Regions from separate parts of the Homo sapiens genome. Here region 2 is linked to region 1. A link is a loop called in an ENCODE intact Hi-C map of the cell type or tissue named here. Cell type or tissue: natural killer cell. All regions are shown on one strand. Links, peaks and the distances in the headings refer to the core of each region. The heading gives the core; the rest is flanking DNA.

Region 1 (2,902 bases), core at 173-2,672:
AGATCAGGAGTTTGAGACCAGCCTGGCCAATATGGTGAAACCTCGTCTCTACTAAAAATACAAAATTAGCTGGGCGTGGTGCTGCGTGCCTGTAATCCCAGCCACTCGGGAGGCTGAGGCAGGAGAATTGCTTGAACCCAGGAGGCAGAGGTTGCAGTGAGCCGAGATCATACCACTGCACTCCAGCTTGGGTGACAGAGTGAGACCCTGTCTCAAAAAAATAAAAAATAAAAAATATGTATATATTACCCTTTCACCCTGAAGACGATTAAAAAAATAATAATAAGTTAGACAGGCACCTTACAAAGTGAGACTTTCTGATCAGTCATGCCTGCCTGCTGTAACTACTTTCACTCCATGGTCTAAAACTGAGCTTAGAGCCATTGTGAGGGACTTGCCTGATCCAAGAGAAAATCCTCAAAAATTTACTGAGGAATTTAGAATCCTCATAGGAGCTTATGATCCAGGACTTCCTGACCTTCACTAATGTATTCCCGTGATATTGGGGCCTGGTAAAGCTCGGAAATGGACGGCAGCAGCAGAATGGGGCAAACCTGAGGAGGATGTTAAAGACCCCTCCAAAAGCTCCTCACAAGAAGGACCAAAAGTCGCTGGAAAAATTGCTGAAAACCTTTTAAATTCAATTCCTAAAATTTTTCCGCAAAAAATGGACTGGTCCATCATACAATCTTGTAAACATAACAAAAAAAAAGATTTCAGTTTCAGATTACAGAACTCACTTAGAAATGCTGTTTGTGAAACATTCTGGGATCCAAGTACAACAAGAAGTATTTCCTGCAAGGACTGAAACGGCATTAAGTGCTCTATTTGTAAATGGACTCCATCCCGAACTCAGCAATTTAATTAAAATACATGAGTTGGGATAGGAAGTTACAGATATGACTAAATTGTTGGCCTTAGCTGGACATTTTGAGAGGACTCTAGAGCAAGAAAAAACTCAAAAGGCTAACAAGCTTATGGCCCTTCAGCTATAACAGTTACAGGGACCGGGACCCAAGGGATTAATCATTTTATGTATTTATTTAGAGACGGAGTTTCACTCTGTCACCCAGGCTGGAGTGCAGTGGTGAGATCTCGGCTCACTGCAACCTCCACCTCCCACGTTCAAGCGATTCTCATGCCTCAGCCTCCCAGGTAGCTGGGATTACAGGTGCGTGCCACCGTGCCCGGCTAATTTTTGCATTTTTAGTAGAGACAGCTTTTCACCATGTTGGCCAGGCTGGTCTCGAACTCCTGACCTCAAAAGATCCGCCCGCCTTGGCCTCCCAAATTGCTGGGATTACAGGCGTGAGCCACTGCGCTCTGCCTCCTTCTCATTTTAAATCACAATCAGGAGGTCCTAGAACAAGAAGTTCTTTGCCCCAAGATGTCTGCCTGTATTGCAAACAACCAGGGCACTGGAAAAGGGATTGTCCGCTTTTCTATCAGTCCACCAATGAGCCTCCCTTTCGGCCAAACTGTTTCACCACTAGAGGGAGCCCAAGAGACCTTAGGCCTCCTGATAATAATCAACCTTGATGAGGTTCCAAGGGATTCTCCAGTAGATTGCTCTCCGTGCCTTTAAATCAACGTGGAGAAACAGGTTAAAATAAATGGGGAGTTGTGTACAGTCCTCGGGGATATGGGGGCTACTCTATCTACCATAAACCCCACTTTAATAAGCCAACAAATCCCTTGGAGTAAAAAGGTCATTTCTGTGGTGGGGGTTTCAAATCAAGTTTAAGAGGTTCCCGTATCTGAACCAATCCAATTAGCTTTGGGCCCCTTTTCAGAAAAACACTTTTTTACTATGTTATACTGCTCCAGTAAACTTGTTAGGGCGAGATTTGCTTTCAAAGCTAAAAGGGCACATAAAATTTTTCTCAGGAGAAATAACCTTAGAGTTTCCTGATTCTCCTGGACTAGAATTGTTATGCTGTCTACAGACAGAAATCTATAAGATTGAAACTCAGGCCTGTAATACCCCTGATCTTTCAAAAATATCTAAATGTTTTTGGGCCTCTTCCCCAACTGATATGGTAAGAATTAAAAGTTTGGAACCTATAAAAGTACAAAGAGATCGTTCTAAACCTTTGCCTAAATTACCCCAATATCCTCTAAAACCTGAAGCAATTCAAGGGCTGTCACCAATTGTAGAGGATTTCATTAAACAAGGACTCATAATCCCGTGCACCAGCCCTTGTAACAGTCCAGTACTACCAGTTAAAAAACCAAATGGACAAGGCTGGAGATTTGTTTAAGATTTACGGGCATTTAATAAAATTGTAATACCAAGATTCCTGTAGTTCCAAATCCTGATACTTTATTATCTAATGTACCAATTAGTTCCAAGTGGTCCACAGTAATAGATCTCTGCTTAGCCTTCTTTAGCATTCCAGTTCATAAAGAAAGTTTGGTGGCTCACGCCTGTAATCCCAGCACTTTGGAAGGCCGAGGCAGGTGAATCACCTGAGGCCAGGAGCTCAAGACAGCCTGACCAACATGGTGAAACCCCCATCTCTACTAAAAATACAAAAAGTAGTCAGGCATGGTGGCGGGCACCTGTAAGTAATCCCAGCTACTCAGGAGGCTGAGACAGGAGAATCGCTTGAACCCAGGAGGCAGAGGTTGCAATGAGCCAAGACCATGCCATTGCATTCCAGCCTGGGCGACAGCAGCGAAACTCTGTCTCCAAAGAAAAAAAAAAGTCAATACTTGTTTGCCTTTACTTGGAAAAATAGGCAATACACCTGGGCTGTAAAGCCACTAGGGTTTACCAAAGCCACTTCATATTTTTCCCAGGCATTGCATCAGGACTTAATAACACTACAATTTCCTCAAAATTGTACTCTCATTCAGTATGTAGATGACTTATTGTTCTCCCACTAAGGAGTGCTCTGAA
Region 2 (2,902 bases), core at 317-2,816, 77 kb after region 1:
AAAGGAGTGTGCAGCCATAACAGGACTGTAGCGCAGAGTCTCTGAGGCCCTGCGAGGCAGGTGGAGTTTTTTTATTTGTTTAGAGAAGGAGTCTCGCTCTGTCTCCCAGGCTGGAGTGCAATGGCGTGATCTCGGCTCACTGCAATCCCCACCTCCTGGGTTCAAGGGATTCTCCTGCCTCAGCTTCCCAAGTAGCTGGGATTATAGGTGTGCACCACCAACCCAGGTAATTTTTGTATTTTTTAGTAGAGATGGGGTTTCACTGTGTTGGCCAGGCTGGTCTTAAACTCCTGACCTCAAGTGATCCACCTGCCTTGGCCTTCCAAAATGCTGGGATTACAGGCGTGAGCCACCGCACCATGCAGCAGGCGGAGTTCTCATCCGCACTTTCCAGAGGGGGAGGCAGGCTCAGGAAGGCCAGGCCACCGGCCCAGGACCCCACACTAGTGAGTATTGATACAGGGTCAGCCCTGGAACCCGACCACACTGGCAGCACCCCAGGTCAGGGTGCCTGAGGGCTGAGGGGATAGGGCCTTGCTGACCCTGTCCTCTACCCTGGCAGGAGGGCACCTCCAAGTTTGCCACCCTGGAGATGAACCCCAAGAGAGCCCAGAAACGGCCGAAGGAGACGGTGAGAGTGCCCAAGGCCGCGGAGGGGCAGGGGGCTGGCCTGGGGGTAGGGAGGAGGGCCCTTTCCTCTCTAGCCACGGTGCCTATGGGCCCCATTAGAGGTAGCCTCCTCTGGACCCTAGCAGAGCCACACCTGGATCAGCTGGTATCTGGGAAGACCAGCTGCAGCCACGAAAGGACAGGCCTGGCAGAGCCGGCTCAGGCGGGTGTGGGGCTGGGGAGGGCCAGGGGCCACACGACTTGGGAACCTGGCATTTCCCAGATGCCAGCCAGGGAGATGGCTAGAGGGAGTCTGGGGTCCAGGGAGACAGTGGGCCCCAGGAGGCCCCCAGAGGTCCCCCAGCTGTTCCAAGTGAGACCAGTTGGGGCTGGGGGCTGAGAAAGCCTTCAGGGGAGGGGCCTTGCTCATCCTCCTACCCCAATGTCACAGGGCATCATCCAGGGCACCGTTCCCTACCTGGGCACGTTCCTCACCGACCTGGTGATGCTGGACACTGCCATGAAGGACTATCTGTATGTGAGTGTGCCGGGCGGGGCTGGAGTAGGGCCCGGGAGGAGAGACCTTCCCTGAGCCCTGGGGGCTGGGCTGCCACACCTGTCCCAGCAATGAGTAAACAGCTCAGTGCCCTGCTGGTGACACCCCAGGGCTGCCCAAACACAGAGCTGCAGCAGGGTTTGGCTGAGTGGGACACAGCCCATCCCTCAGGCAGTGACCCTGAGCACAGAGGGAAGCCAGGCCCTCAGCGGTCAGGCGGCACGTGGTGGCTGAGCAGGGCCTTCTCACCCAAGGCCTCAGTCCATTGTCCTCCGAGAGTGCTGGACAAGAAGTCCCCAAGCCTCTGCCCGCATGTCCCCTTGCCCTGGTGCCCAGCACCGGCTTCAATCCAGGGGTGTGCGTGCCCTGCCCCCTGGTGGGCACTCTTGATAGTGCAGCATGAGGTGGGGAGACTGTAATGGTCAAGGGGTCACTTTCTGACGGCCATTGGGTGTCCACCTTCCAGGGCAGACTCATCAACTTTGAGAAGAGGAGGAAGGTAAGCAGCTGCAGGCAGCCCTGACTTGGGGAGGGGTGGAAAACAGACCCACCAGGGTAGGACATTTCAACTCCTACCCTCTCCTTAGATTCATGGGACATGGGACATTTGGACACAGAGAGAAGGGGGTCCCCTCCCACTGGAGGGTGAGGGTAGGAGGTTATAATCCAGGACCACCTCCTGGGGAGTGGCTGAGCCCAACTTTGAGAACAGGAAGGCCTGGATGGGAGTAGAGGGGAGGAAGGGACCCCAAGAACAAAGACCCAGAGACTGGCCCCTGTGCTGCCCGGGGGGCCTTGTCACCGCCCTGTGCTTCCCTCTGGCCCCAGGAGTTCGAGGTGATCGCCCAGATCAAGCTGCTGCAGTCGGCCTGCAACAACTACAGCATCGCGCCAGATGAGCAATTTGGGGCCTGGTTCCGGGCCGTGGAGCGGCTCAGCGAGACTGAGAGGTGAGGCCGGGGCAGCAAATGGGGACAGTGGGGGCAGGCTGTCCTAGGGGGCCAGCTCCAGAGGGCCAGCAGCTATGACCCATGGTCAGCCTCAGCCCCTGTTGCCTGAGGATGGCCGGGGCACCCCGACTCCAGCTTCTGGGCAGGTGCTGGGGGAAGGCCGGAGCATGGCCCCTGGTTGTCACACCACTGCCCCTCTGCTCATAGCTACAACCTGTCGTGCGAGCTGGAGCCCCCATCCGAGTCAGCCAGCAACACCCTCAGGACCAAGAAGAACACAGCCATTGTCAAGCGCTGGAGCGAGTAAGGGCCTGGCCAAGGGTGGTAGGGGCAGCTGCCTTGGGGCTCAGAAGCTTCAGGGCTGAGCCTGGGCTCAGGGAGTCAGGGAGGCTGGCCCTGGAATCCTACCCTGCTGCTGACTGGCCCTGAGACTGGGATGAGTCCCCTCACCTTTTTGGGCCTCAGTTTCCTCCTCTGTGAAATGGGGTGATACTAAATGCTCTCCCAGATGGCTGTGGTGAATGGAGTACTGGCAACTGTCCCAGCACTTTGCACAGTCCTTGGGCGCAGGGTGCAGGGGCTGTGGGGTTGGGATGTGTCCTTGGGGAGCCCCCTTAACTAAGCCAACTCTTCACCCAGCCGCCAGGCCCCCAGCACTGAGCTCAGTACCAGTGGCAGCTCCCACTCCAAGTCCTGTGACCAGCTCAGGTGTGGCCCCTACCTCAGCAGCGGGGACATCGCTGACGCGCTCAGCGTGCACTCGGCCGGCTCCTCTAGCTCCGACGTG

Evidence for each region. Peaks named below come from ENCODE experiments on the same cell type or tissue, not always from the same donor. Only the 100,000 strongest peaks of a DNase experiment are listed, where the experiment ranks them.
Region 2: it touches region 1 in a loop (9-fold over the local background); 13 of 110 quality-filtered maps call a loop at or near these places.

Annotation. Positions count from the first base shown.
Region 1 is chr9:133,178,690-133,181,591 of GRCh38, reverse strand. No RefSeq gene overlaps it. Among named protein-coding and RNA genes, the nearest start is that of GBGT1, 16 kb to the right of the region's middle. In natural killer cell, for the core only: CTCF peaks have their summits at 1,076, 1,279 and 1,482 (motif pointing right); a DNase peak (open chromatin) is centred at 1,501.
Region 2 is chr9:133,101,992-133,104,893 of GRCh38, reverse strand. RALGDS (ral guanine nucleotide dissociation stimulator) reads left to right here. Exons shown (of 18, transcript NM_006266.4): 10 at 563-631; 11 at 1,061-1,147; 12 at 1,632-1,664; 13 at 1,994-2,115; 14 at 2,323-2,418; 15 at 2,755-2,902. Among named protein-coding and RNA genes, the nearest start is that of RALGDS, 18 kb to the left of the region's middle. RefSeq lists an enhancer at 2,493-2,902. In natural killer cell, for the core only: CTCF peaks have their summits at 1,337 and 1,545 (motif pointing left); a DNase peak (open chromatin) is centred at 1,513; H3K27ac peaks cover 336 bases.